5 separate regions of the Mus musculus genome follow, and all the other regions are linked to region 1. Evidence: chromatin loops called from intact Hi-C (ENCODE). Cell type or tissue: heart. All regions are shown on one strand. Each heading gives the region's core, and the rest is flanking DNA. Links, peaks and the distances in the headings are about the cores only.

Region 1 (6,075 bases), core at 736-5,735:
ATCACCAGGACCACAGAAACTCTCATAGAAGAAAGCATTTAATTGCTTTTTGTTTCAGAGGTTTAGTTCCTATCCTCCGGTGCAACAAGGCCACACCTACTTTAACTAGGGCTCAACTCCTAAATCCTCCAAATCCCTCCAAACAGCACCACTCTCAGTTGTCTAAGCATTCAAACACTGGAGCCGACAGGGTCCATTCTTATTCAAAGCACCACCATCCATAATATCAACAAACAAAAGCATTGGCCAAGCTGGAAGAGAGCCTGGGTGGAAAGGGCATCGTGGAGCCATAGGATCTTAGTGTTCTCTCTCCAGAGTTTACACTTTCCTTACCTTGACAGGGTTTGTGGAAATCAAACATAGACCAAAATCAGATGAAAAATGAAGATGAGGGATGATTGTAATTCTTTGATAAAGGAAAAGGAATAGTTTAAAGACCTGGGAAGGCATTTGTAGGAGAAAAGACTCATTTTCGGGCAATGTTTAGTTACATTTTAAGTTAGTTCATGAAATTTGATAAGGAGATTCAGCATTTACTTATGTTTGTTTGTTTATTATTTTTGAGTGTTTTATATAGCCAAAGCCAGCCTTTAACTCCTGATCTTTCTGTCTGTGTTGGGGTGTATAAGCTTAAGTCATTAAAAATAGACAGAACACACACACACACACACACACACACACACACACAAAGATAGATAGAGACAGAGAGAGAGAGACAAACACTTCTGTTTCACCTTTATTATTATTATTATTTTATTTATATGAGTACACTGTAGCTGTCTTCAGAGATTCTAGAAGAGGGCATCGGATCCCATTACAGATGGTTGTGAGCCACCATGCGGCTACTGGGAATTGAACTCAGGACCTCTGGAAGAACAGTCAGTGCTCTTAACCACTAAGCCCCTGGTCAAAATTATCTGTTCCAGAAGTAGAGGGGTCACTAGACAGTCAGGCAAAAATGTAATTTGCCACCATAGACATAGCCATATGCCCACCCCCAACATATTGTCTATCTCCTTCCCCCAGCCAGGTGAGAGGCACTGCCAGGAAAGGGAGCTCACTGTGAAGCAGATTAAAGGGCAGCCTGCTATAAGCGCCAAATGCTAGCTAAGGTTCAGATGTAGCTCATGTGTTACAGCAAGGCCTTGCTAGCTTTAGGTGACCTGGAAGCATCCTGGCCTCTGAAGGGCCAGCCGGGTAGCAATTAGCTTGACTTTACTTCCTCTTGGATAGGGAAACGGTAGCATGGAAAGGCCCTCAGGTCATCTGAGTCAAAAAGACATAGAGTCCTGATTGGTGTCTGGATGGGTTCTTCTTAGACCCAACCCCACTCCTGCTTGCATAACTCACTCTGTAGGCTTTTATGCAGAGAGCAGACTGCATGTCTCCACCTTAAAGATCCCTATAAAGTCTATTTTCCTTTTCTCACCATTTATTTTGGTGTCTTTATAGATAAAACCATTTTCTTCCTTAGTGGAGTTTGTTTCGACTCCTAGCATCAGACAGCACCAGTGCAGCTGGCAGCTGGGACACAGGTTTCTCCGACGACAGGATAAACCAATTCAAGACAAATTAAGTTCGAAAGGCAGGTTTATTGGGGGGCAGCTCTCAATCGGTTCACCAGTCCCAAGGAACAAGACCAGGGAAAGTCACCATGCAGAAAGGAAGAGGGTGGGGGGGGGGAGAAATTAAGAAAGAGGATGCAGAGAGAGAGAGAGAGAGAGAGAGAGAGAGAGAGAGAGAGAGAGAGAGTGAGTGTTGAGGGAGAAATAGACGGAGGGAGGGAAGGACGGAGGAAGGAGAGAAAACAAAATGTCTGATTATATAGGGAAGAGCCCCTGGGGGAGGGGAAGCCCAGGTCTGGTAGGCTAGGGCCAGGCAAAGGGGACTGAGGGATTCTGGAAAAATCTAGAGGCCAGGTCCACTTTGAAATGTTAAATGGGCACCTAGTTCACTCCTCCCAGCCCTGAATCCCAACATCTGGAACTGCATTAGCCCAGAGAAACTTCTGGCCTGGCTCCACTGATTCAGACTCTAGGGCTCTTCTTCAGTTACTACACTACACCACACACACACACACACACACACACACACACACACACACACACTACCCTCCCAACCAAAAAAGTTTGAGAAGGGGTGGTAAAATCTTGTGTGTGTACATTCACTTATACACATACCTGTGGACGGCAGAGTGATGTCAGGTGTCTTTCTCTACCATACACCACCTTATTTTTTGAGACATGATCAATCTCTCCATGAACCTGGAGCTTACCAGCTGTCTGGAATGGCAGCCACTAAAGCCACGAAAATCCCGATGTCTCTACTTCCCAGCCTTATAGGCCCATACTGCTATGCTAGGGTTTTACTTCTTTTTACGTTTTGACATTGTGGGTGAGAGCTATTCACCCATTACTTAGACTGCTGTTCTCAATGTATGAAAGCTGAGAAAGAGATGAAGACACTTCAGAAGTAATTGTTCTATCCGGGGGACCCTCACTTCATCCCCTCTCCACTCCACCTCCTTAATAAGGGGCAGATTCCGTGGGTTTCTTTAGTTTCACAAAGTGAGCAGCCACAAAATCAAATAGGATAGGCACTGTCATCTCTTAGAAAAAATTTTTTGATTGGTTTTTAAAAGGAGGAGGAGGGGGAGAAGAGGGAAAAAGGACCTCTTCAGGGATATTTCCCTCTGGCATTTTCACTTGATTAACATATCGAGGCCTGAACTGTGCATGGGCTTAGCGGCCATAAAATTAACTTTTATTTTGAACATACCCCTTGCCTGTTTCTTCCACGTAAAACAAAACAAAACAAAACAAAACAAAACAAAACAAAACAAAACAAAACAAAACACACCCTTACAGCTCAGAGAGGGTCTCATTTAAGTATCCGAAAACCCTAGAAGTGCACAGCACTGCGGCCACTCGGGAGCCGAAACGCCCGGACTTACGACCCAAACAATGGCTCGTGACCAGGCGAGCTTTGTCACACTTTGTTTTCCAAGAAGCCTGACAGACAGGACTGTAATTCCAGGGGTTGTCACCATACGGACTCCTCTTAAACTCGAACTCAGCGAGCGGCTTAAAGATTAACTTTCTGCAGTTTCAGTGGCGGAAGGCGCGGGTGAATGGCGCGATTGGGGACTTGTGCAGGGCCCCGGGCCCGTGGCGCGGTGGCGCTTTCAAAAGGCGATTTGTTGGCCAGGCTGAGGCTCATTTCCATGCAAAGCGCCTGACATCAGAGCACCTTTTGTTGCTAAACGCTTTCTTGAGCCTGGAGGGGAGGGAGTCATGTGGAGTTGGAAGAGCTCATTCTAAAGAGAGGGGTCCAGGACTAATTAGCCCGGGTCCACAGGCGTCACTGTCCCCTGCCCAGCCCTGCACAAACTCTCCAGTAGAGGCGAGTGGTGTGCCACCCGGAGCCGGTCCCCGAAGCAGGACGCAGCACCCGTGCGGTGTGGCTCTTGTCTCCCTGGTCCCGTGAACTCCCCGCCGCAGCCAGTGTTGTGGACTCTGCTCCAGCTACCCTGTTGCTGCGCGGGGCCGGGCTAGGAAAAGTTTCTGGAGTTGTCAATCGCGGTCGCCCGGGATCGAGGTGCCAGTCCTGGCAGTGGTGCTCGTACCCAGCGGAGCCTGGGGCATGCGACGCGGGGGCGCGGCCCGGTGACGCCGCGGGCGGGGAACTTGCGCCCCGTCGGCCGACGCGCTGCTGCGAGCGGTGGGCAGCGCGGGGACCCGGACGCGGACGCACGGGGACGCGGCCATGGAGGAGGACGCGGGAGCTGCTAGCCCGGCGCCGGAGCCTGAGCCGGAGGTGGATCCCGCCCGGGAGCTGGAGCCCGAGGCCGGTGTCTCCGAGTCAATCTCCCGCCTCTGGACCGACGTGATGGGCATCCTGGTGAGCTACCTGGGGAGGCAGGCGGGGGAAGCGGGGCTCACCCCTCGCCCACCTATTGGTCACCCTTCTTCTTTCCGCTGTATTCTCTATATAGGGGTTGAAACTGTAATTTAGAAAAACCAAACCAAACCAAACCAACCAAACAAAAAAAAAAAACCCCTACTTGTCGGGTCACATCAGAGACACCTCTTGAACAATCGACTGTAATTAGGGACACCTGCTTAGAAAAGTTGGCGTGGAAAAAGCCAGAAAGAGTAGATGTAAATACTACTTGTAAATATTTGGCGAGTGGACTCCTCATGGCCTCTCGGTATTGATGTTTATCCGCACAGGGCTTGTCCTGTGCCCATGAGAGGAAAACAACCGTTTCCTTGTGCAGAACTACCACGGTGTTTACTTGCTCTGCCCTCAGCTCTTCTAGTTTGTAGAATTACAGGATATTTGTTTTATATGTTTGGCGCTGAGAACAATAAGGCATATATTGCTGAATCTGTGCTGATAAGGGGTTTTGAACTGCCGGGCGTGGTGGCGCACGCCTTTAATTCCAGCACCTGGGTGGCAGAGGCAGTCGAATTTCTGAGTTCGAGGCCAGCCTGGTCTACAGAGTGAGTTCCAGGACAGCCAGGACTACACAGAGAAAATCTGTCTCGAAAACAAAACAAAACAATCCCCCAAAAACAAAAACAAAACAAAAACAACAACAAAAAAAACCCAAAATCAAAAACAAAACAAAACAAAACAAACAAACAAAAAAACCCAAAAACCAAAACCAACCAACCAACCAAACCCCCCCAAAAGAGGTTTTGAACTGGCCAGTGGTTAAAACTGCCTATGGATTTATCTTAGTTCTGGAAAGTAGTTCTACTGAGGATGAAATTTTACCTTGGATGGATAGGGTGTTAGCCGTGTCTCTGGTGTTAGCCGTGTCTCTTTAGGAACGATATAGTTTTCTTCATAGTGGTTAAGGTCTTGGGCTTTGGAGCGAGTTAGTCTGGTTCAAATCCCTGCTCCCCAGGGTTTTAGCAGTGCCTCTTTGGGCACGATACAGTGTTTAGTTTTCTCCATAGTGGTTAAAGTCTTGGGCTTTGAAGTTAGTTAGCCTGGTTCAAATCCCTGCTCCCCAGTTGTCTGTCTACAATTACCATATCAAGGTCATTCACTCCTGACTCTCCAATTCACTTGAAAAACAGGAAGACATGTGTCTTGGGTTTTATGAGAGGCACTATGTCCATGTGTATGATGCACTCAGCATATTGCCAGATGAATGGTAGATGGTCAATGAATACAGCTCTGTATATATTTTTTCTTGCAAATAGAGCCTATGTCTCATCTTTTTGGACATCTTGAAGTTCAGTGTATCTCATTTTCCTGGGTTAAAGATTTCTGTCTGTGCTTTCAAATACATAATAAAAGACATATTTACCTACGTTAGAATTTTATGTATGTATGCTGTGTACGTAAGTCTTTTGGATTTAAAATCTGTTGCGTTTCCTAAACTTTTTCAGAGATACATACAATGCTCAGTTGAATTGCAGGAAATCAAGCGATTGTTTTGTGAGTGGTGACAGACAATCTTAAGTTTTAGACCGGCAGACACCTTATCTTGGTTCTTGCCCAGAAGCCACTCTGACTTTTCAGTCAGAGAATGCTGGTTTGATAGTATCTCCTGTTGCCATCCTTTAGGTGGGTGTGCCCTGGGTGGGTGGGTGGGGGAGGGGAGTGCTGGGAAAAGTGAAAGTCACACCGAGTGCTGTTTGGGGAGGAGGATTGGCAGGTCACCCTTTCTGAATATTTGCATCCCTTTCCCTGGCAGATTCCAGCCCTGTCGGGGTAGCTGTAGCTGAGTGTTCTTTGGCTGAGGTAAAAGAAGGGGTGGGGCCCTAGAAGATCAAACCTGGTATTCAAAGAGCAGATGAAAGAGAAAATAGATGTTTTCTTACTCAGCCTGGAGTTGAGTGTGAAGCAGGAGAGAACGTCAGTATGGTCCAGCCCTTCTCCTGTCCTTTATACAGTCTCCATTTCCTTTGGGACAAACGTTGGGCATTCGGTAGTAAAATGCAGAGAGGTAGACCTGGCTGCCCTGCCTCTGTACATACTAGTGGGAAGGTCCTATGTTATGAGGAGGGCTCTTGCTACCACTAGAGAGCTGCCTTCCACGTGTTTATTAAAACCTAC
Region 2 (6,075 bases), core at 618-5,617, 63 kb before region 1:
TGGCTTGTGATGCTACTAGGCTTCTCCCTGATCTTCTGGCTTTTACAGTCTTTCCACCCCATCTCACACAATGTCCCTGGAGCCTTAGGCATGGGAGTGTTTTGTAGGTGGGGGCCACTGGGACTAGCAAACAACCAGACCTGAAAAGTCCGTACAATTATCATGATAACTGAGTCAGCTATATTTAGGAATATCTATGTATACACAACTACAGATAGGCATACAATAGCAATGAAAAAGGAGGTCATAAAATTGAAAGAGAGGAAGGAGGAATATATGGAAGGGTTTGAAAAAAGGAATCATGTTATAATTATGTTATAATTTCAAAAATTAGTAACAGTAAAAGAAATAAAAATTTAAAAGCCATGAAACAAAATGTCCCAAACTTGTGCAATGACCAGGAACCTTTGAGTCCCACTGTACCATCTAGTGAGCTTTCCCAGGGAGCAAGGCTGGGAGCCAGCGATTTCTACAGCATCCCTAGTTGGCTATCGGCAGCCAGTGCCAGGAAGCAAGGCATTAAAACATCCCTGGAGAGTTGGGAGTGGGGGGGCGGGGTACTGCATGCAGCCTTCACACCTGAATTACGCCAGACCCACATGAAACCTTATGAAGCCCAAGAGCAGCAGCCCCTGTGTGCTGAGCAACTGCGTGAACAGCGAGTGATACAACAGTTAGCTGGTTCTCTCTGTGGAAGAACTGTGGCCAGCTGCTTTCAAGGTCGGGACATCTTGATTGATGCCCAGGATTTTCAACATTGTGAAATCCTTTCTTCGAAAAACACATTGGAGCGGCATGTAACTCGCTGGGAGAACTCTTTCATTTGAGAAGATGTGTCTGAATTGTGAAATAAGGTTGCACAGTGGGCTTTTTGGAGTGTGTGCAGTGGAAACTGACTTGCACATGAAGCAGCCATAACTAAATTTTACTCTTCTTCCTCCAAAAAGGATATATAGCAGGGATCTATAAAGCCTTCAGAATTCCTTTTAGTGCTAGTGAGAAACTTAGGCAGATGAGGTTTATTGTGAGTTATGTACAGACAAGCTGCCAGGTCACAGTCAGATGATAAATATGTGAGGAAAAACAAAGTTAAACAGCTATTGAGTTCCAAGTACAGGAGCTAGACTCAACTCTGCCCCACACCAGGCATCTCCAGACGACCTCGTTACCAGCCATCAAATTCCGTGAGAACCACAGATCTATGAGTTCCTGGACATTTGGATGCAGTCTCTGAAAAGTCGCTTCCAGGAATCCTATTCCTTCTGGGCCCAAATCCACCTGCTTGGCCTGTGTAGTTAACCTGCAGGTTTCCCTCCCTCCCATTTCCTGCCGTGTTAGAAGCCTGTCTTACTTGGTCCAAGTTTTGAGTTATAAACATTGTCAGTATTTACAGACCGGTTTCCTCTGTGCTCTTTGAGAAGAAAGACTCTGGAGATGGGCTTTAATAAATCTAAAAGTTGGGGAATTTGTGAGTGCTTCCTGATGGCTTTACACAGGTTGCTCTCTTTGGAGCTTTGCCAGAGTCCGCATTGGGGACTGACCATGTTAGATTCAGTCTGCATTTTATCTTTGGAAACTACAACTTGCCATGTGTACTAAGTGTTTGTGTGAATGTAGGTCTGCCACCCCCTGCCTCAGTATCTGTTACTTTTCTTTTCATTGTTTCTGTGCTAGAAATCAAATACAAGCCTCATCCATTTGAGGTAGATGCTCCACCACTGAGCTGTGTCTACAATGGCCCTGTATTTAGACAAAGTGCTGTAAAGGGAGAATCAATACAGCCTACCTTTTTGTGATATGAAAAAACACGTTGCTGCCTTTTTTTATATTTGGAGAAAAGTATTTAAGGGGGTATATCATAGACTCTGGGAGCCATGTGCTGCATGCTTGCTTCCTAGATTATAGAGCTAAGCAGCCTTTTCTCTCACCTTGAATGTGGGCGAAGTCTGGAGTGTCCCCGCTGTGTGTCCTCTCCTCGGCTAGTTTCTTTTTTTTGTGGAGAATTTTTTGTTGTGCTTTATTGGATCATTTCAGTCTTAACTTTGCATGAGAGGTGGAAGACAAGAGAAATGTAAGGAACTTTTTTAATTAACGTTGGTTATATATAAAATTATGGACTTCATTATGAAAGTCTCATACGTACATGTGTACTTTGATCACATAAAACTAAATAACTAGAGCAAGCAAGATAGCTCCGTGGCTAAAGGTGCCTGGTAACTGTGTGTGTGTGTGTGTGTGTGTGTGTGTGTGTGTGTGTGTGTGTGTGTGTGTGTGTGTGTTCTAAGATGAAGTCTCACTATGTAGTCCTGGCTGACCTGGAACTAGATATATAGACTAGACTGGCCTCAAACTCACAGAGAACCGCCTCCCTCTGCCTCTGAATGATGAGAATAAAGGCATGTAACACTATACCTGACTCTGATAACTTATTGTCAACTCGTGGAAGTTACATAGTAATAGAGACAATTCTCAGTTCCCCAAAGCTACTCAGTGATCTCCAAAGGCAAGTATATACACACACATACACACATGCACATAAATAAATACAATTTTAACTTCAAAGAAAAGCTAAGGGCTGGAGAGATGACTCAGTGGTTAAGAGCACTGACTGCTCTTCCAGAGGTCCTCAATTCCCAGCAACCACATAGTGGCTCATGGTCATTTGTAATGAGATCTGATGCCCTCTTCTGGTGTGTCTGAACACTGCTACAGTGTACTCACATAAAATGAAATAAATAAATCTTTTAAAAAAGAAAAAATAACTAAATATGAATGACTACTGAAGAATTCCCCTTGGTCAGCCCATCCATGGAGTTCATTTCTTCCATCCCACCATCCTCAGACACTAAGATGCCTTGATTTGTGTGTGGTGAGAATCTGGGACAGAGTGGGATAAAGATACAATGGAAAAATCCAGGCTTTGGAAGATGCTAGTTGTGTTTGCTAACTAGGGCTGCCGGAACAAAGCACTGGTGTGGTGGCCCACATGGTTCATTGCCTTAATGTTGTAGAGTCTGGAAGTGGAAGTCTATGACCAAGGTGTTGTAAGGGCTGGTTCCCTCTGAGGACCAAGAGAGGAGGATCGCTTTCAGGCTTTGGCTCGCCAGTGTCTCTCTTCCTGCACAGTGTTCTCGTTGCCCGTGTGTCTCTGTGACCAAGTTTTTCTTTTTTTTATAAGGGCACCATTAGAATTGGACTCAGCCATATCCTGATTGCCTCCTCCTGATTTCATTCCTTTGGTAAAAATCCTTCCCCAAATGAGGTCACATTCTGAGCTATAGGGACCAAGACATTGGTATTGGAATTTGGGGATGGGGGTGAGACACAATTTGACACAACCTGGGTATTATACGTGTTGATTTTGAAGAAGATTCCTTTGGTATCAAATCAAGAAATGAAAGTAGGTGCATGGAAAGAAAATCTTAATGGTAACACTAACAGGATGCTCCTGAAGTATGCGAGCTCCTTCACAATGGTGAGCAGACGTCTCTTTTGACTGTGAAAAAAGAGCATCTCAGGGGAGTACTGTGGTTCTTTGCCTGATGAAACTCAGGACCACTAAGCACTGGACACTGGTAGACACTGCTTTTATGAGCATAACTAAGTATGCTCCTAAGACCCAAATTCAAAACCAAACACGACATCGTAGGCCACAGAGTTCCTCTTCTGGCTGTTTGGGGAAGATCTAACAGACCAGCACTTCCTTTGTATGGATGGGCCAGGAGAAAGGTGGAAGTCAGTTGTGCTGGGTACTTTTGACCCACTTGACACAAACTAGAATTGTCTGGGAAGAGGGGACCTCGAGTGAGGAATTGCCTCTTTCAGGTTGGCTTGTGTCCATGTGGCATTTTCTTAATTAATAAATGATGCAGGAAGGCCCAGCCCTCTATGGGTTGTGAGATCTAGGCAAGGAGGCCTGAGCTGCCTAGGAAATGTATTTGAACAAGCATCAGAGAAAGTGAACCAGCAAGCAGCCCTTCTTTATGTTCCTCCATGGTTTCTGCCTCAGTTTCCCCCTCCAGTTTCCTCTTTGAGCACCTACCCTGGCTGCCCTCCATAGTAGACTTTAACCTATAAGTTGAAATAGCACGTGCACACACCCGAGCCACTTTTGGTCGGCACATTTATCACAGCAACAGCAAGGAAACCAGAACAACAGGGAAGTGCCAGGGGCAGGGTTAGACAGTCAGCTAGATCTACCCTAGGACTAACAAGCAGTTAGACTTCCTGATTCATAAGCCAGGAGTCACTCCCAAACACTCTGCCTTTGTGTTACCTGCACTTTTTAAAAATGACCTACTTTGATTTCCAAAATCTCCCAGCCACTTCCATGCAAAAACATTTTTTTCTTAAACCGGTCCTAATTATTTAATAAATATATTGGTGATGCCCATAACCAAGGACAGAATTTAGAAATTACATTTTTGGGAATAGTTTCTCTTGTATCCTATGCAGCCAACCACGACAATCTAGGTTCCTAGTGTTTATGAACTCGCAAGTTTCCTTGTACATCAAGTCCCATTTTTTAGCTAAATTTTGCCTCTCAGCTTTTGTTATAAATTCAAGCTCCAAGGTGGGAGAGGCCTTGAAATGTTAGCAGGATGGTAGTTAGTGGTGATTTCAAAAAACTGGAGAGAAGGCCTCCCTCTCCGGCCCGCCAGGACTTAGCTGATATGCCATCACTGTGTGTGAACTTTGCTTTAGAAATCATTTATTGAATTCAGCCTCTGTACAAACAGACAAACTGACTGTGGTGATGGTTTATCTAGGTCACTTCCTTTAAAGAGAGATGGAGGGAGACATCCCTTTCTGTCCTATCCAGAAATCTCAATACCCCTGATACTGATGCCTTATAACCCAGCAATAGAGGCACATGCCCAGCACTAGAGACAGAAAGGTCAGGAGTTCAAGGCCATCTTCAGCTACATAGCAAGTTCAAGGCTAGCTTGGGCTATATGAGACCTTGTCAAAAGAATAATAAGCCCTCTATCTTTCATCTCTTCTCCTCCTCTTTTCTCTGCTCATGCACCCTTTCTCTTTCTCTTTCCTCCCCGGCCAATCTCTCCCCATGGTGACTCCCCTGGCCTCAATCTAGGCCAGGGAACATGCCTGAAAGCAGCTTCCTAATAAATTTGCTTTTAATATAAAAAATTAAGTAATAGTAATAATGATAATCATTATCATCATAGAACAAATAAACAAGAATGAAATGAAAAGCAACTACTGATGCCTGGAGATGATTTAACGCATTCTTAAGAGAGAGTTTAATGAATAGTTCAGGTCTTTCCCCTTGAAGACAGAACTCACAGCTCCAAGGGTCTCTGATGACTCTCGGTACCTAGCTCCATCATGTCACATTCACCATACAAAGGAACAAAATTATTTTCTATTTATATATTAGCACTAGTACGTGGCTGTACATGTGTGTGCATGCCAGTGTTCCTGTAGCAGTTAAAGGATAGCTTTCAGGAGTAAATGCTGTCAGTCCACCCTGTATCTCAGGATATCTGTTAAGTTTGTATGGCAAGGGCCACTGAGTACACTCTAGAGTATGATTTTTTAAAATATACACATTTTAATGCAACTGTCTTCTCTTTCTTCACTGATGCGACTCACACATAGACTTATCTGTGTGAACCAAACACAATACACACCAACTTTTTTTTAAGATTTATTTATTTATTATATTTAAGTACACTGTAGCTGTCTTCAGACACTCCAGAAGAAGGAGTCAGATCTCATTACGGATGGTTGTGAGCCACCATGTGGTTGCTGGGATTTGAACTCGGGACCTTTGGAAGAGCAGTCAGGTGCTCTTACCCACTGAGCCATCTCACCAGCCCCACACACCAACTTTTAAGCACTTTATGAAACTTGTATTTTGTTGGGTTATTTTTAAAAGTATTAAAAATTGCCGGGCGTGGTGGTGCATGCCTCTAATCCCAGCATTTGGGAGGCAGAGGTAGGAGGATTTCTGAGTTCGAGGCCAGCCTGGTCTACAAAGTGAGTTCCAGGATAGCCAGGGCTATACAGAGAAACCCTGTCTCGAAAAACCAAAAAAATAAAAAATAAAAA
Region 3 (6,075 bases), core at 784-5,783, 81 kb after region 1:
CCTCCTCCAGGCAGAGGATACAGGCCTGGCCAGCTCAAGTCCCTGCTTTCCTGCCTTTCCCATCATGACCTGGATCCCTTCAAGCCTGAGCCAAAGTAAACCCTTCCCTCCCTCCCTGCTTCTTTCTTGCCAGGTGTTTGGTCTCAATGAGAAAGGTAAAGACATGGAGTCAGGCGGCTCATTTGCATTAGGTAAAACGCAGTTACAACCTACGGTCTGCTGCTCGTGGAAACAGGTGCCAGATAGACACTCACTGAGACCTAAGCTGGACCTCCGGCCTTTATCTCTCCACGGAGGCAAAGTCTAAAATAAATCGCAAAGCTTCACCGTCGGCCAGTATTTATAACTTGTTTCTTACTAAGTCTTTCCCCAGAGTTGAACATTCGCTGATTTAGTTTCACCTTTTTCCATTCCAGTGACTACACTTGAACTTTTTATGGCCAGGAAAAGTCCAAATATATAGGGCAATAGAAAAGGCAGATAAATAAATGGAGCCAAAGGTGGCAATAGAGCAGATTCTGTGCTCCAGCAGTGGATGGGATAGACATACTTGGTGATGGATGAATGGCCTGTCCACGCATGTGTGAAGCTCAGCACTGCTTTCCTGCCCTGTCTGGCAGCTGAGGACTTTTCCTAATGTGTCACCTTCCTATCACCCACCTAGTTAACCCCTCTTCCCTTCACACCCCTCTCCCATGCTTAGAAAGCTGTGTACTCCTTTGGCCTTTCTTCTCCATCTTCCTGTCTTCAGGGAAGTTGCCCCTGGTTGAGTTCTTGCTCAGTGCCTGACTCCCCCCGACCCACCCTGCACTTCTGACTTGGCTTCCTTCCTTCTTCTCTTCGAGCCCAGTGTGTCATATTCTCTTCTCCACCCACTAGGTAACCTCATGCCCTGTGTCACCCGCTCCCCAGGCAGGTTCCTCAGGCTGGGCTTGTTGTGTGGTGTGCTTAGCCTCTGAACTTGCTCTCCGTCTCCGTGGGATGTTCCCCTGTGTGAGATACTTTTGCGTTGCTGTGACCAAAGAGCCAACAGAAACAGTTTGAGGAGGAATTTATCTTGGCACAGGATTCGGAGGATTCAGGCCATCTCGGTGTGGCGAGCACAGTGGTAGTGCCAGCTTCTAGCCCTGGCAGCACAAATATGAGGCAGCCAGCCACATCCTGGTAGCTGAACAGGAACCAGAGGGCTCCCGCTGGGAATAGGGGGTCAGACCGAAGCCTAAAAGTCTATCCCTCACCATGAGTTCTGTCTCAGAGGTTCCATAACCTGCCAACACAACCCCACTAGCCAGGAATGACATGTTGAAACATATAATTTAAACCTCTCGTCATTACCTGAGTAAGACCCATCTGTCCTCGGCAATTCAACTATGAGCTTTCGGGCTCTGCGGGGTCTTTCTGGATTCATCCTTGACACCAGCCAGTTATTCTTATACTAGTCATTTAATCGCCTCTTGTCACTCCATGGTTCATGAGCTCCTTGGAAGGAGATACCATTTTTGAGAGCAGTTTGCTTGCCTAAGGTTCCAGAGCTGGACACAGACATGCCGGTCCAGTCTTGGTGTCCCTTTGGCCATCGGGTAGGGATGACCTGCCTGGTTCCAGACTTGGGGTTTGGATTTGGGCACCAGCTCTGCAATCCTGGGGCCAGTTCCTTGACTAAATGGGATGTAATTATAGTAATTACCTCACTTAGTAAGCTATCTAACGCACAGTAAGTACTCTGTAGTCTTATCTTTTGCTATTATGTGTCTAATATGGCTCAAGTTCATGCCCTTGCCCATGGCGCTGGTGATTATGTTCTTGAACCTCACAGGAGTCGGCCTGGCAGGAAGCTAAAGCTTCCTCCTCTGGATCTTCTTGGGGCTGCGAATTAGAGCCCATTTGATACGTGCGTCAAGCTCACTCCATGACTTGGGTTCTTTGAAATAGGATGTGACAACGGATTGTTCCCAGGCATGACATGACTTGTGCAGAAGACCCCTCTTAGTTGGCATTTCCTAGCATGTATCAGTGTCTCCCCAAACTGAAACTCGCTTAATGACATGCTTTCTGCCTGCAATAACGAACACTAAAGGTCATCTTAAAAACAACTTAGTGGAGAGACTCCCAGCTTTCACTATCCTCCCATCTGTTTCTGGACAGTCTCCTCCTGATTCCATCCTGCACCCTTCAGGCCTCCTCTCATTGTCTTCATCTTCAAGCAGAAACACCGCATAACATCACGTAAAACCCCATACTTGTTCAATTCTTTTAGCTTCTGAAAGAAGCTATTTGGTTGAAGAAGTGCTTTTATGTCATCTTTGGTAATTCCTTTATTGAGCTGTAATTCGTATGCCTTGCAGTCCTTCCATTAAAAGGACACAGTTAGGGAATGTAGAACACTCTTGTGTGGCCTTGGGTTTGATGGCTGGCACTGCACACAGGCAATAAGGATGCTGTTCAGCTGTGTCTAGTATGCTCAGAGTTTCAAAGACGTCACCACAGTAGTCGGTAGCTGGCTTCCTGTCACTTACCCTACTGTTTTCCAACAGTTTGCAGCTTCTGCGGCACTGTATGCATGCACGCATTCCCCTACGCATGCCCATATGGCCTTCGCTTTACCCATGACTGGCTGATAGGCATTTGTATCGTTTTCACCTTTGGTTTCTGGGAAGAATGCTACTGTCACCGTTTGTGTGTGGGTCTCTGTGTGCACAAATGTGTTCTTGTCTTCATCAGCTTGGTTAATATATATATATATATATATATGTGTGTGTGTGTGTGTGTGTATATATATTTGTAAATGTGTCATATAAACAGAAAGAAAATGTACTTTTGAAAGAGAATTTATTATATTGATAGTGCAATTATTATATTAAGTCTATTAATAATAGACCCTTGTGTCTGGTTCTTGGTAACTTACCATCTAACTCTTTTAGAAACTTGTAAGAAATTATTCCCTTTGTAGTATAGTATTTCTCTACAGGCATGGTTGTGGGCGTGGCTCTAGGAGGGCGTTGGGGCTTCCCCCGCCTGTGAACAGGGTGAGTTGTCTGGTGTCATGTAGACCTTTCTGCAACAAGACCAGGGTTCAGCACTACCTTCCTGGATGTGGGAGTTCACAGGTGGAGAGGTTCTTCATCCTTGGAAGTAGAACGTATTCACTAAAAAGAACAAATCAGGGCCTGAGATAGCTAGGAAATCCAGGTCAAGCCGTGTCCTCTGGAGCTGAGACTAATGCATCCTGTCTCTACATCCTGTTTGTGACAGGGATGTGGGGTGGGATGGGCCACCAGTATTCCCATGAGGCACAGGCCTGCATGCTCCAGGCCTGGGTCTGAGGAAGTCACATGAGTTGTGCCCTTGAACAAGTTAACTAGTTATCCTGCCTGTTTGAGATGGGCTGGCTTCTCTGCAGTCTCTCTGTCTTGGGAGGTGGACACAGTACCATAGAGAACCAGGACGGCCTGGGCTATCATAATTCGGTCCTCGTACTGTAGTCAGCATAGGTTAGGTTCCGGAGATAAGTGTGTTGGACCAAAGCCATGTATTAGCATATGGGCTGTGTGTTCTTTTGCCTTAATAGTTTTGCTAATTACCATGTATGTGAAGGCCAAGGGCATAAGGGCAAGGTCCTGTCCAGGAGTTTGAGGGAAGGCTCGCCCCGCTCTGATTCATCCAGGACAGCTCACCAGTCTGGGCTTTCCCTTGTACACGTCCACCTTGCTGGGATGAGAAGCCTCTGGAGGCTCCTTTACTTCAAGTGCCTTCCATTTGCTGACCTCAGTGATGTTGGGGTTGCCTCCGTGGTTGGTATGAGCTCTAGAGCCCAGCAGAATCTATACCTGAACTTCAGCTCTGCTAGCCTCATGATCAGAAACAGTGGGTTTGAAATTTTTAAGCTTTGAGCTCCTAATAGATTAGTTGGACACAGTAACAGGTCTTCCCAAGGGCTGGCCCATACCCAGCATAGTACCTAGCTTGTCCCCTCACCTTAGGGGGCTGTGCTGCTCCCAGCAGAAGTCCTTAGGGCATCTGTCATGGATGGGGCCATACACAGAACCAATCAGTGGCCACTTAAACTTTCATTATTCCACCTGACTTTGTTTCCTTTCCAATTTCACAAGTTGGAGGAGAAGCTAAGAAATCACAGCCACTTTGCTGGAGCCCAATGTGCTCAGCGTGCTGAAGTCTGTGTTTGTGCGTTTCTCTGTGTCCACATGTGTGCACGCCATTGCGTGGCATATTTGAGGGGCTCGACATTCCTGAATGCAGGGACTGGGGGATGGACAGCAGCTGTACTAATGTTCCCTGCCTCAGCTGTTCCTGACCGAGAAGGCTGTTTGTTGCTCTTCATTCTGTCTGATCAGTGAGCTCCAGCTGGCCTAACCCCAGCTGGAGGCCACGTGCCCGGGTTGCTTCCTGCGAGGTGGCAGGCTGTGTGCTGCCATTGGAGGGGGATGGGCACTGCAGCCAAGGATGTTTAACACATAGATGTGGCTGCTGTCTGTCCTCCTGCCCTAGAAGTGAAGAGAATATTGGGCCAGTGCTGAAGGAAGGGAAAACAGTTCACATCTATATGCAGGCTACAGGCAGAATAAGAGGGGACTTGACTGGAGTTTACCAAGCGATCCATGTGCCTCTCTTTCCTTTTTTAGATTTATTTATTTTTGTTTTATGTGCATGAGTGTTTTACTTATATGTGTGTAAGTACACAGCACACTTTCCTGGTGCCTGTGGTGGTCAGAAGAGAGCATAGGATCCCCTAGAATTGGAGTCACAGATGGTTGTGAGCCACTGTATGTGTGCCGGGAGCCAGCCCCAAGTCCTCTGCAAGAGCAGAAAGTGCTCTTAACTGCTGAGCCATCTCTCCACCCCCCACCTCCATCCTGCATATCTCTTTTCACTTTTTTTTTTTAAATTATTTTGGTTTTTCGAGGCAGTGTTTCACTGTGTAGCCCTGGCTGTCCTGGAACTCACTCTGTAGATCAGGCTGGCCTCAAACTCAGAAATCTGCCTGCTTCTGCCTTCCAAGTGCTGGGATTAAAGGCGTGTGCCACCACTGCCCAGCTTTGTATATCTTTTTAATCCTGCTAACTAATCTATAATTTGGATGGGCTTATAGTTAAGGAGACCAAGGTACAGAAAGGTTATATGATTGCTAAGACCATGAGACTTGGCCGAGGAAGATCAAAACCTCCTATCCAGGCCCATTTGTCTGCAGGCAGCAAGGCCTTCCTTACTTCTTGGAGAATAAAAGAGTAATATCCTTTGGAAAGACCCTCGATGGGCTAGGCAGCTAATAAGACTTAATTTAATAAACACTGCCCCCATTTCAGGCTTATGCACAAACCTACGAGATCCCGGAAGTAGGAAGATAGAAACAAACAGTGATAGGCAGCGTGCAAAGCATCATGGGAAAGAGGAGCCGGGGAGGACTTTGGAGGGTGGGCATTTAAGGCTGTATAACTTAGGATCTCAGTGAGGCAGCATGCCCACACTGTATGCTCTTCTGGGATTTGACCACATGCGTTAGTAGGGGCTGGTTCCATAGTCTGGGTGAGGCAGTTCCTCCACTGTCAGATGGCATAGCTTGTAATGTATGCATGTAAAGTGGGAGAAACAAGACAGACTGCAGCCAGCCAGGATGGGTGTGCGTCCACAGCGTCTGTCAGCATCCCCAAGGGAATGTTTAAATCCATCCTCGAAGAGGACCGCAGGAGTTTTTGGTATCTTTCCCCACCCCCACCCCAAGTCAACATGCCTCGAGTCTGTAAGTCAACAGGATTATGAGCGACACAGACCAGTTGCTGTCCCAGGCTGCCCAAATCCCAAGGGAGCAGCAGTGACACCTGCTAGCCACGGCTGGTCTTCATGCCTGTGCTGACCTTGAAGGGCAGAGAGAAAGTGGCTCCCTCCACCTCCGCTGTCTGCACCTCCCAGAAAATGCCGCGGTGGCCCACCCCGGAATCCATGAAGGGAAGAGAATTCTAGAAGATTTGATGCAGTGGAGCTGTGCCAGCCTACTCCATGTCAGGTTCTTAAGGAGGGAGCTGAAAACTCCTGCAGGGTTTCTCAGCAGAACAGAGAAGA
Region 4 (6,075 bases), core at 362-5,361, 82 kb before region 1:
CACTCTCAGCATTTGGGTTTTATTAACTGTCAGTCTTCTTCAGTTGTGTTCCATGTTTGCACTCGGACGAGCTTACATCCTGATGGTTTTATTAGCCTTCTCTGTTTTACCTAAATCTAGTCTTCGGCTCAGTTTTAAGAGACCATTTTTCTTTTGTCAGTAACTGGCTGAAATCAAGTCCTTATGATTCAGAGGGGGCAGAAAGGGTGGGAAAATATGTGAATGACTTCTCCAGTGTGGTGGGAACCTGGAGGGAGCACTCTTTGGGGAAGCCAAAAAGGCAGAGTTCCGTTTTACTTTTTTCTTGGCAACATAGTCTCTGAGAGTCTGATTGTCTTTGGACTCCCTGTTTTGGGAGCACAGAATTGGCCTGGGAACATGTTCATGCCCAAGCCATTTCAAAGGCTCTCTTCAAACAACAAGGACTCTGATTTCTAGTTCTCAGTCTTTCTCGGGGTAAAATAAAATGTGAAGGTGCATCTGTCCCAAGTCCCTGTCATTTGTCCCTCATGCCCCATTATTTGTTATGATTTTCACAGAGACTGTTCTTATCATTGGCAGCATGATTTACAGGTTCAAGGATCGCCTCAAAAGCTGATTAATATTCCCTCTAGATTATCAGTTTACCACTGAAATATATATATACTGCATTTTACTCTGATCTAGATTGATTAATCTATCTATCTATCTATCTATCTATCTATCTATCTATGTATCATCTGTCTATCTATCTATCGATCTGTCTATCTATCTATCAATCATCTATCATCTATCTGTCTGTCCATCCTATCTATATTTTGGTAGAAATTTCCAGGGATGCTTTAATATGCTATTAGATCATCTACAGCTTTACACTGTTTTTAGTATTGTCTTTTTCCTCCCACTGACCAGCTCAAAACAAAAAAAAGGAAAAATAATGGCAATGAGCTGGTGCTATATGCTGTAAAACCTCTAAGTGCTCTGGTCTGTTGGCACCCAGTATGCAGTGGTGTTATTTTTAGCCTTACTAATGGTATGACCCCCATATGTTGGCCACCCTGTTGAAACAGGATGTTGCAGTTGGCAGATCTTATGGGAGAGTTGAAATTGGATGTGATTGAGAGGATTGGAATCCTGCTGGAAAGCTGGCTCTGAACTTCAGCTCTGTAGTCATGATAGCCATTGTTGAGATTTGTCACCAACTAGTCCCTGTGAAGCATGTAGAGGTGACTAGCAGTCTTAGTTTAAGAAACAAGAGAGGAAGCCAGACCATCAGAGTTAAATCAAATACACTTTTCCAAAGTGGGCTGTGCAGGGAGACTCGCCTCAAGGCCACATGAGAGACCCATAGACTCATTACTTATTTAAGACCCGAAGCCTCTTCTGTGACAACCACAGCAGTCTCAGAGGCCCCAGCCTCCCCCTAGCCATCTCCTCATTTGCTAACCCAAGACTATTCTCAGAATTCCCGAAAGTTCTCTGAGACAAGGCTGGAACACTTACAGATAGGCCAGGTAAAGGACAGAGGATGGCATAGGCTATGGATGCCACCCTCCACTCAGAGCTCATCTCCTCCCCTCTTCCTAGCTCTGATCCAGCATTCCGACTGCCTGCAAGCCAAACATCACCACCCACTGCTTTCTGGTTCTCGTCCACAAAAAGCCTGTTGACACTAGAGAATAACTTTCTACCATGCAGGGAAGCTGTCTTTACTCATAGGGCATGGCTTTTCCCATGACCTCTCACGATAACCCTATCAGAACACTGTGTTGCTAAATGGATGGGTAAACGCAGTGTCAGGAAATTATTTTACTGGTTATTATAATAATAATATTGGTTGGACAAGTGTGCTTAGGTGTGAAGAGACTGCTTGAGGTCTTTGCTATGGTACAGAATGAGCAAGACAATGTTCAAGAGCCACTGGCAACCTGAAATGTCTTTAGGAGAGCATGCTGACTGATGCTCAACGGGCACACTGCAGATGACGCTGGCATTGCAATAGGTGCTGATGATCTTTCTGGAGTTCTGTGTCTGGTGGCTGCTGTCTGGTGACCACAGCTGGGTCACAGCTGAACCACTGTCCAGAAGGTTCAGCTAAGCATGTGTCCCTGGGGATGTGGAGAACAAAAGAAAAGAAAGGTCACACTGTTTGACAGAGTGGATTCTGGCTTTGCCTGACCAGGAGGCAAAAGACTATCTCACAGTTAGCTGCTCACAGTGTGTGTGTGTGTGTGTGTGTGTGTGTGTGTGTGTGTTACAAGCTGCGTCTCTCAGCCTTCAGCATTCCTCTTTTAAACCCAGATTCCAGTACCCCATGTTCAGCTCAGTTGGTTGCCAGGAGCCCTCCCAAGAGAAACAGCTGCTTGTAAAGAGAAAACATGCACGGCTCTGGAGGGTTAGACTTTTAGAATCTGCCGGCCTGATAACTTCCTGTCCGCTTATGAAAGCAAACAACAGTAAATCTTCTCTCTCCCAGCTCGGTTCCTGGCTGATCCTCTCCCAAACTTGGCTGTGTGCAGAGGTAAAGAAGATAACAACCAGCCCACAACAACTCAATTACAGATGCCGCTAATAAAATCAGGCCTTGACATTAGAGCGCGCACACTGCTTATCATCAAGCCACAGTCAAAACACGGTCGAAAGACAGGGTGCAGATGATCTCTGCTTAGGACCCCTGAGGTGTTGCTCTTACCTTGGCCCAGTGTTGCTCTGACAGAAGCCACTGCTGACTTCGATGTTATTAATTTACCACAATTAATTATCCCATAGCTAACATCCTTGGCAGTCTCTACTGTGTCTTTTTTACAAAGGTACAAAACTATCAGCACAGTTTATAACTAGAGGTAACTTCCTTTCGGAAAATGGGAAATTATATTAAAGACAATGGGATGGAGTATGTTGTTTGGGTTTTGAGTTTGAAAGAAATAAGAATTAAGCTTTGAAACATCTTTGTGTGTGTGTGTGTATGTGTTCTTATTTCTTTGTGTATCTGTTTCTTCTCTCTCTCTCACACACACACACACATACATATGTGTGTGTGTGTGTGTGTGTGTGTGTGTGTGTGTGGTGTGTGTGTGTGTGTGTGAAGTTAAATCAAAATAAGAGTAAAAAGATAGACAGACAGATAGATTTACCCAAACAAATGTCCTTTTATTTTTATTTTGAGATAGGATCTCATGCAGCCCAGACTGGCCTCAAGTTCACTATGCAGCCTAGGATAAACTTAAATTTTTGATCCTCCTGCCTCTGCTTTGAGTTCTGGAATTACAAACATGCACCCCCACACCAGTTTTGTGCAATGGAGGAGATGAAATCCAGGGTACCCATGCTAAGCAGACATTTTGCCAACAGAAAAGGGTCCCCAGCTCCCTAAAGAGAAGTTTTTTCATTGTAATTGCTGTCGTTGTCATTCAGTTCGTGGATTTTCCTCTGGAAAGACTTCTCTAAGGCACAGAGGAGATGTCTGTTGCTGCTGAAAGTGATCTTGAGTGACATCAAGTCTAGTCTCGTCTGTTGTTTCTCACATTCCTCGATAAACGTCTTCACCTAGGAATAGCTTTTCCTTGACTTGAAGTTTCTCATCACTGCTGGAGAATACATAGGACTTCCCATGCCACCAATCATCTGCCTGACACAAAACAAACAATACTAGATATAGCAAAGGGCAGAAGTGTACGGAAGGAAATGCTTTGCCTCAACCATAGGTGTGAAATGTATCTGATGACTACAAACACACGGAGGAAGGGTCTTCGACCTCCAGAGACCACACACACTTCCATGATGAAAATAAGTAAGTAAATAATAGATGGATAGATAGATAGATAGATAGATAGATAGATAGATAGATAGATAGATAGATTATTTTGAGCTAAGGAGATAGCTCAGCGATTAAGAGGATGTGTTGCGCGTGCAGAAGAGCAGGTGAAATTCTTAGCATCCATGTGCTTACAACTTGGAGTAGACCAACCTTGACCAATTAAGACAAGACTTACAACTGCCCTTCCTTCCAATTCCAAAGAATCCTGTACCCTCTTCTGGCCTTCAGGGCCATGCCGTGCATGTATGTACATACAGGCAAGCATATTTTTATACATAAAATAACTGAAAATCTTTCTAAAATTTATTTGTAAATTTCAGTTTGCCTTGCTATATGCTTGCTAGTCCCCAAAGGAACCACATAGTTTCTATTATTCCATTTATACATTCCATGAGCATTTAGTGAGCCCTTCCTTTTGGGAGCCTTTGTACGAGGTATGCACAATGCAGATGGCTTCTGCTAGAAATGAACTTACAGTCTTTGAGGGTAAAAACAGTTTCAATCTTCTAGGTATAGTGAGGCAGGCCTGTAATTCTAGAGCTAGGGAGGATAAAAATAAAGAGAATTTTGAGTTCAAAGCCAGCCTGAACTGTGTAGCAAGACTCTATATCAAAAAAATTAATGATAGAAATAAACCATATTCATGGTGAAAAGTCCTCATAAGGAAGACAGCCAAAGAGTATCTGTCCCTGGAGACATAAGGTTTACTTCGGTCAGTTTGCTGTGGACTTCAGTGTAGTCTCGTATAGTTGGAGGCTCAGCATGACTGGTCTCTCAGAAGCAGTCTCCCATTGGCCAAGCAATCACAATAACTCATACAAAGCTAAATTATTAATTCATAATCAGAAATAGAATCATCCAAAGATATGACTCTTAAGTACCAAGCCTCAGCAGGCACTTCTATCTTCTATCATCACAAGACTACTTGATGAGCACAAAATAGAAAAAAAAATGCTGCTTATTGAAAGACCTTGGGAATCTAATTATATTGGGCTAAGGTACACACATCCTTCCCCTGCAGAGGACAGACCTGATACCATGATGGCACCAGCCAAAGCTTTATGTAAGAACACCTTCTCCAGTGGACATGGGCACGCTCAAGTTTGGTCTACCCCAACATGCAATTCAGATACATTTGAGAGTTGCCCACCCAGCCATGTTGACTGGGTGGATACCAGCTGCTGTGTTCAGGGTTGGCCACTTCAAGGATGAAAAACTCAAGTCTGAGGGATACACTGGTTTGTGAGACCTCTATAGTTCAGCTGATAAAGTGTTCAATGTGCATGTCAATAGTTCAATCTATAGTTGTATGTAATGCCAGGAGCCATCGTGGCTCATGCCTATAGTCCTGGTGCTAGGAAGTCAGAAGTTCACAGTCACCCACAGCTCTATAGCAACTTCTGCAAAAAAAAAAATAAATAAATAAAATAAAATAAAATAAAATAAAATAAAATAAACTACAGCCCTTTTGAGGCATAAATGTATGCGTGGTCACCGGCATCCAAATCTTGAGACTCCCCTGCATATGTTTAGGTACAAACAGAGCAGGATGTTACTCATGACATGAGCTTGTTTGTTTAAAGAAGGAATTACTATATCTTTATAAAAATGTATTTATTTTCATCCTGGGTATGAGTGCTTTGCCTGCCTTTATATTTGCATATCACAAGCATGAGGTGCTCACAGAGGCCCAAAGAGGAAATCAGAAGCCTTGGAACTGGAGATAGAAATGGTACAAGCTGCCTCATGAGTGGCATGAGTGCTGGCAAGTGACTGGAGCCTCTGCTAGAGCCACCAGTGCTCTTAGTGGCAGAGCCACCTCTCCAGCCCCAGCAATTATTACATTTGATTATGGACTATTGTTTCCAACAAAATCATCCTCACCAACGCTCGGGAAAGTGTTGCTTCTCAGAGTCTCTACATTTCAAATCAAAAAGGAAAAGTTCAGAAAAGCAGTTGCATTCCCTGTGGGTCTCCGAAGGAGATTCGTTTGGCACTAGAAAACCCCATGGAGTATGTAGCTGTGTGTTCCCAAAGGGGAAGATGCACAAAGGATGCTGGGAGAAAATGTGTGTCTTGTAGAAGCTGTGAAGTAGTGATAGAATTGCCTGTCTCCTGGTCGTCAGTGGCAACCACAAGAGACAGTTAAAGAAGACAAGCGACAGTTCTGCTGTATCCCATCCTTTTAAACTAATGTATATAAGCTGTGCTATTAGGATTCAATGCTTTGCATACTAATAAAGTCTTGTGTTTGGTTCATAAAACATCCGCAATTTACC
Region 5 (6,075 bases), core at 537-5,536, 94 kb after region 1:
GCTGTTTGCAGTAGATGTTTATGGAGTTCTAAGACTCCGGGGGAGAATTACTCTCCCTCACAGTTGGAGAATTGACTGCACTGAGATGTGTGTGAAATGCAGACTTTCCACTAGGAAGGCCCACGGTTGGCCTCAAGCAAGAGACTTACGCAGGACTGAGCACTAGGGGGCGCCAGCCTCTGTCTCTTCCCAACCTTGAAAGTGAGCGTTTCCTTACTGCCCAGGCTTTCTGTCTCTGACCTCACTTCAGTCTTGTCCCTGCAGCTGGGTGACCTCTTGAGTTTTTATGGCAGGTAGTAGATGGTATTAGCTGAATATTGTTCCGTGTTTATTTCTATTAAATAGAGAAGAATGTTCACGAGATAAAAAATGGATTTGCTATCTTATGGGTAATATTCATTAGGCCAGGGGCGATGGCTCAGTTTGTATATTGTTTGCCTACCGTGATTATGGGGTGGGTGGCGCCTTCCTATAGTCTCAGTGCTTGGGAGATGGAGGCAGAAAAAAGGAGAAATTCAAAGCCAGTCTTCAGCCACATATCAAGTTAGAAGCCAGCCATGGGACACGAAACTCTGTCTCAGAAAATTTGCATATAGAAGTGGACACAAAGTCCCACTGCTAGCCAAGAAGCTATCATAGTTGATAACCAAAAAAAAAAAAAAAAAAAATCAGTTACTTTTGCCCAGTGGACTATATCAACCACACTGCAGTGCAGGCCCCATCCCTGGAGGGTAAAGAATATGACAAAATCGTGTATAAGTTCTCCAAGAATAAATAAAAACATTAAAAATACCATACATATCTAGTATGTATATATTACCAAGCACAATATCAATTATACTTACGTAGCTCACAAAAAGGAAATTGCTTTCTTTAAGATCAGTCAGCTGTTTTTAAGACAAGAGTCTAGCTGTATAGCCCAGGCTAGCCTTGAACTCTTGCCTCTGCCTTTCTAATGCTCAAAGTGTAGCCCCAAACTATCACACACCTAGCAAGGCTCTTTCTCAGCCTTACCACCATGTAGCACAGCTATGTCCCTTCTCTGTTTCCCGAGGAGCAGGTGACTAGCTTTGGGGGCACTTGGGCAGCCTGTGGTGATGCTGGATAATAACAGGAACAGCAAGATCCCCGATTCAAAATTCAGCAGGGAGAAAACTCGCGCCGAAGTTTTATATCCTGAGATTTAAGATTATTGTGCCATAAAAAAAAATCTCTGTAAGTACAGGTTTCAAGTAATGTATAACATATGTTGCTTTTTACAAATTAGGTTATAACTGCATTTGTGTGTGTGCACAGGTATGTTTGTTTGTTTAGTTACAGTGAAGCGTCACTAAGCCTGGCATGGGGTAAGTTTAGGACTTTCTTTGAACGTCGACATTTATTGTGCTTTTGCTAAGTGCTGGTCTCCACATGTGAAAGTGAGATGGGTTGTTTTTGCCTGGGTGCACCTTAGGATACTTAAATGTAGCTACAAGAAGAAATGAGTCGGACACACTGTGGTCATTCTCTTTCCTTCCGTCAGCAGACCAGAAGGTGTCTCCGCAACATCCCCGCAGCCAGCTCCTCAAGTATCCCCGAAACACTTGGTTCTCACGTATCCATGTATGATTAGATTTGGGATCGGGAAACAGCATCTCGAGTTCTCGAGAGCAACTCGGTCCATTAGTCGTGACAGAGCAGGGCCAGTCTATTCTAGTGCGCCCTTGAAGTCCATCTCTTAGACGCAAGTGTGGTAGGCTAGTCCTTCCTGTGTGCACAGGCAAGAGACATGGAGGGATGAGAGATGCTGCAAGGCGCTGGGCTTGGCAATCGCGCAGGACATTTCTTGATTTTGAAGGTTGAATTCTACAGAGGCTCAGGGAATACATTCTGACGTGTGTCTATTCATCCTTCCAGTGGGTGATCTAATGAGGATGTCTTCACTAATGCAAGAAACTCCATAGAAAGTAGGGTAGCCTGTGTACAGCCTGGGCTGAGAGTGACGCAGCACTCTAACTATAAACACTGACAAGTTTTAACTCCAGCCTGTATGTATAGGAGTACACTGTAGCTGTCTTCAGACACACCAGATCCCATTACAGATGGTTGTGAACCACCCTGTGGTTGCTGGGAATTGAACTCAGGACCTCTGGAAGAACAGTTGGTGCTCTTAACCACTTAGCCATCTCTCCAGCCCCCAGTCTCTCTGTATTATACTCCACTGTCTCTATTGTTTTATAATATGACTAATATCTATTAAGCTTTTGTCTGCAGCTCTGGTCTCACATATGCTCCTGGCTCCTTCTCTCACCTCTCCCCCACTTGATGCCACTGGCCCAAGGTAGACTCTTACTTCGCTTCCGCCCTGTGTTCTTCCGCCTCGCTGGGGTGTGAATGTCACAGCCACTCCTGCTCTACTTGAAGAAGGCTACCTCTTCAGGGAGGTCTCCTACACCTGTCCATACTCCTCCCCCCCCCATCCCCACCCCCACACTACCCCCCACTGACCCTGCAGCCCTTCCTGCCTCCTCACCCCAGCCCCAAAGCTGCAAAGCTTCACCTGTCTCCTTTAGCCAATCTCCCTGTGGCCCAGCGAGTGCCTGACTCACTGGGGTCTGAATTCGAATGGAAGAAAGGAAGGATGGTTGGAAATGCCTGGACGAAGGAATGACATGGTCCACGTTCTGAGGATATGCGCCCTTGATTTCTTTCTTTTCTTAATCCAATAATTCCTTAAATTAGGAATTTTCTTAAATGAGTTTTGTCTTTAGAAAACAGCCAAAGTAGTTTAGGTATCTTAAGGAGAAATGTTCACATATTAGCAATGTAGGGGGGGTCTTAACCATAGTTTAGAAAACACGTTCACTCTGACTTCCTGCTGGAGAATTAAGACAGGCTTGTCCTGGATTTGAACCCGGGACCGCTTGACCTGTAAACAAGAAATCACATCCCCAGACTTATTGAGACTAGGTGCAATACCTTCAGCTATGCAGGTCCAAATGCTCTGTCCAAATGCATATGGTGTCACTTTTCTCTCTTGAGCGGTGGTGAGCTGAGGAGCCTCACACTAGCCAGTCCGTGTGTTGTAAACTTGTGAAAAATTAAAAACAAAATTCCACGCTCTAGATCACCGCTGAAAGAAGAATCTACAGTGCCATCTTCAGGCCATCTGGGGCAATGCAGGAAGTGTGGGTATGGACAAACCAGAGGATAAAATTACCCAACATGCATGATAATTTGAAGAGAGTGAATGAAAGTAACAAAGTCTGTACTTTGGGGTAGAGCCTATGAGTAGATTTTGTAATGTCTGGGTAGCAGTGAGAACGAGCCTGTCCTTAATGGCAAATTTGTAAGCATTTTTATTTATGGGAGTGGACATTAGCATTTGTCTGACAGTATGGAAAGATGGCTTTGGGATAGAAAGGAGCTTTCGAAAATAGCAAAGATAGGATTGAAATGATTAATCTTCATTCTACCCAGAGAGAGAAAGGCATACATTTCAAAGACAGCCAGGCCACAGCAGGCCACTTGGTGTAATCCCTAGGGACTGCCAAGTGGCCACCAAGCAACAAGCTGTCCATCTACCTTCCCTCGTGGGGACCATCACTTCCTATAAAATCGGAATATACATCGAGTGATAGTTAAAAGTCACTTAATCCATTAAGATCTACTATTCTCTGTCTTCAGAGGAGTTAAAGATTTCTGCAGACCATTTGCCTGAGAACATATTTCTTTCGGTGTAAGAAAAAATGGCTGGGGAGTTCTGACCTCATTGGTGCTGGTTTTAAGCAGCACTGCAGATATCTCACGTAGTTGGTTCTTAGCAATGGTCAGTATCGTTCAGATCCTAGGAATTCACGAACAGCCCAAAGATGATCACTCTTTGAAAGATTCCCTTCCTCCATGTCCTGCCACATAGCCAGCCGATGGCTCAGTCTTGACAGTCTCTGTTGGTCTCATAATTTACCTGTGGTCATGAGCCTGCAGTTGTCCCTGCTTTTTTGACTTCTGGTGTGTATTATTGTGTCACGTTGTGACAAGGACCAGAGAGGAAACAAGAGAGAAAGATTTGTTTGGGCTCCTGCTTTGGCTTGTTTGGGGACTGAGGTAAGATGGAGGCACGGAGAGCAGGAGGCATGCGGTGAGAACAGTGCTTACGTCACAATGTCTGGTAAATGTCGACTTACTGTGGAGTCCTTGATCACGGAGACTGTCACCTTGCCACTTTTTAGCCCATCTAGGCTTCAGCCTATTAGATAATAAAACCCATATTCAGGTGGGTGAGCCTTTCCCCTTAGTTCCCTATCTATGAGGACTTTCAGAGACGTATCTAGAAACGCTTTACTGATCTCCTTGTACCCTGCACTCCAGTCAAGACCAACCAGACCCCACCCGTCATCTTTGGATGCCTCCTTGTTTGCTTATTTGAGACAACTCCAGACTGGCCTTGGTGTAGTAGAGACCCTCCTGCTTTCACTTCCCAAGTGCTTCGATTACAAAAGAACACCAACTCCCGTCAGTGCTGTGCAGTGATGGGTCAAACCCAGGGTGTGCTAGACAGACATTCAAACAACCGAGGTAGGTTTTTGTCCCAGCAAGCATCCTTCTTCATAAACACCCACTCTCTAACCCAAAGCCTCATTTCTCCATACCTTTGTCCCTAATGTGATATTGTTAGATATATTTTGTCTGAATGTTTATAGAACTTAGAATGGCTACCGCTGGGCAGCCTTTTGGGTAGATGTGAGTTGAATCTCTTATTTTTGCAGTACAAAGGAGGAGGGAAAATAGAGTCTAGAGCTTTGGGAGAGGGGCGTAATTTGGTGATGGGTATGTTTTCTTACTGAAGTGGGACGGTGTATTTGTGTGGAGCACTATGTTACTCACGGGGTCTGGGTACCAACCCACCTGTCACCATCAGTGCCCGGACATCTAAGTAATGCCTTGATCACGGGGGTGGGGAGGAGGGGACTGCATGAGAAACCTCCCCTCTCCGTTCTGCCCCTTAAATCCTTGAGGCCCCTGGACCTGCAAGGTCTCTGTTAGATGTTTACAGTTCTGCCACGTTTCCTCTGACTGTTCTCAGTCTCATTTCTCAGTACCTGGCCTCACAACTGGCTTTCTGGGCAGCAGAGACAGTGTTTAGCCAAGCATCTTTTAAATCTTGCTTTTTGGCAGTGAACTTGGAGAGAAGATTTGGGTGTTAAGTCTCTAAGTTCCCAACTTCTCCTCTGATGCAAGCTCTTTGGCATGCCCAAGGGCACCAACGTTGTCCTCTACAGTTTGTATCCAGCGAATGAGGATTTTGATCTCATCTCTACTTGCCACCCGCCCCATGTTAATATTCTTTGCTTCTCCGACTATCGTGCTCTAAGTTGGTATTGTCTGAGTTCTTCCCAGAGAAGCGCCTCACTCACTGGCTGTTACTATTCCACATTACCTGGGGTTACCTGGGTCGGCTGTCTCACGCTGACAGCCTGGTTCAAGGTAGAATGCCAAACAGACACAGGTTGATTAACTTGGATGCATTAAAAAAAAATCTGCCATGGCTCCAAAGCATGAAGCTCTCACTGGCAGATCTCTGTCTTGATTTTGAGTCTTACAAGATCTGGCAAAACCAACTGTCACCCTTGCCAGTTGGAAGTCACCAACTACAGGAGCTCTCTACTGGCTGCCCCTCCACCTGGGCGTTGAGTCTGACTTTGACCGCATCTCCCACCTTCCCTGTGTACACAGATCTGTTTTCCAGCTGCCAAGCAGCCACTGTGCTGTGGTGTTGATATGGTTGCTCTGATGTACATACTCTTCTTCACTTACCCTACAGACGTTCCTGCGGCAAAGAACATTCCCAGTGCTGAGCTCACAGACAGACGACCTGTAGTGACACCGATAGTCTAATTTTTAAATAGAAGTCCTGTCTAGACTGGGTCTTTTATTAATCAGTATTGAAAAATGGTATCCATTTTCTATTACGTCAGCAGAGAGATGGGAAAGAGCACGGGTAAAGATTCCCCCGCCTCCGTTACGCACTGTTGGGCCAAGGTCCAACAGGTTAGGAAGGTTTCTGTGAAAATCCCTTAAAACCAAGGCCCTCTA

Evidence for each region. Hi-C counts contacts between places; a loop is a spot of excess contacts. Peaks named below come from ENCODE experiments on the same cell type or tissue, not always from the same donor. Only the 100,000 strongest peaks of a DNase experiment are listed, where the experiment ranks them.
Region 2: a loop joins it to region 1, with 1.9 times the contacts of the local background. A loop is called at or near these places in 2 of 42 quality-filtered maps.
Region 3: it touches region 1 in a loop (2.0-fold over the local background); 8 of 42 quality-filtered maps call a loop at or near these places.
Region 4: it touches region 1 in a loop (2.2-fold over the local background); 2 of 42 quality-filtered maps call a loop at or near these places.
Region 5: a loop joins it to region 1, with 3 times the contacts of the local background. A loop is called at or near these places in 8 of 42 quality-filtered maps.

What each region holds. Positions count from the first base shown.
Region 1 is chr10:8,883,549-8,889,623 of GRCm38, reverse strand. Sash1 (SAM and SH3 domain containing 1) reads left to right here and starts at 3,554. Exons shown (of 20, transcript NM_175155.4): 1 at 3,554-3,900. The coding sequence starts at 3,766. In heart, for the core only: a CTCF peak has its summit at 3,169; DNase peaks (open chromatin) are centred at 3,223 and 3,573; H3K4me3 peaks cover 3,194 bases; H3K27ac peaks cover 2,175 bases.
Region 2 is chr10:8,946,038-8,952,112 of GRCm38, reverse strand. No RefSeq gene overlaps it. Among named protein-coding and RNA genes, the nearest start is that of Gm51794, 60 kb to the left of the region's middle. In heart, for the core only: a CTCF peak has its summit at 2,695 (motif pointing left); a DNase peak (open chromatin) is centred at 642.
Region 3 is chr10:8,802,785-8,808,859 of GRCm38, reverse strand. The region is part of intron 4 of Sash1 (SAM and SH3 domain containing 1); the gene reads left to right. Among named protein-coding and RNA genes, the nearest start is that of Gm25410, 18 kb to the left of the region's middle. In heart, for the core only: no CTCF peak of the experiment used is centred there; DNase peaks (open chromatin) are centred at 3,279 and 4,369; H3K27ac peaks cover 534 bases.
Region 4 is chr10:8,964,769-8,970,843 of GRCm38, reverse strand. No RefSeq gene overlaps it. Among named protein-coding and RNA genes, the nearest start is that of Gm51794, 41 kb to the left of the region's middle. In heart, for the core only: no CTCF peak of the experiment used is centred there; a DNase peak (open chromatin) is centred at 2,333; H3K27ac peaks cover 1,396 bases.
Region 5 is chr10:8,789,634-8,795,708 of GRCm38, reverse strand. The region is part of intron 4 of Sash1 (SAM and SH3 domain containing 1); the gene reads left to right. Among named protein-coding and RNA genes, the nearest start is that of Gm25410, 31 kb to the left of the region's middle. In heart, for the core only: a CTCF peak has its summit at 3,156 (motif pointing left); a DNase peak (open chromatin) is centred at 3,138.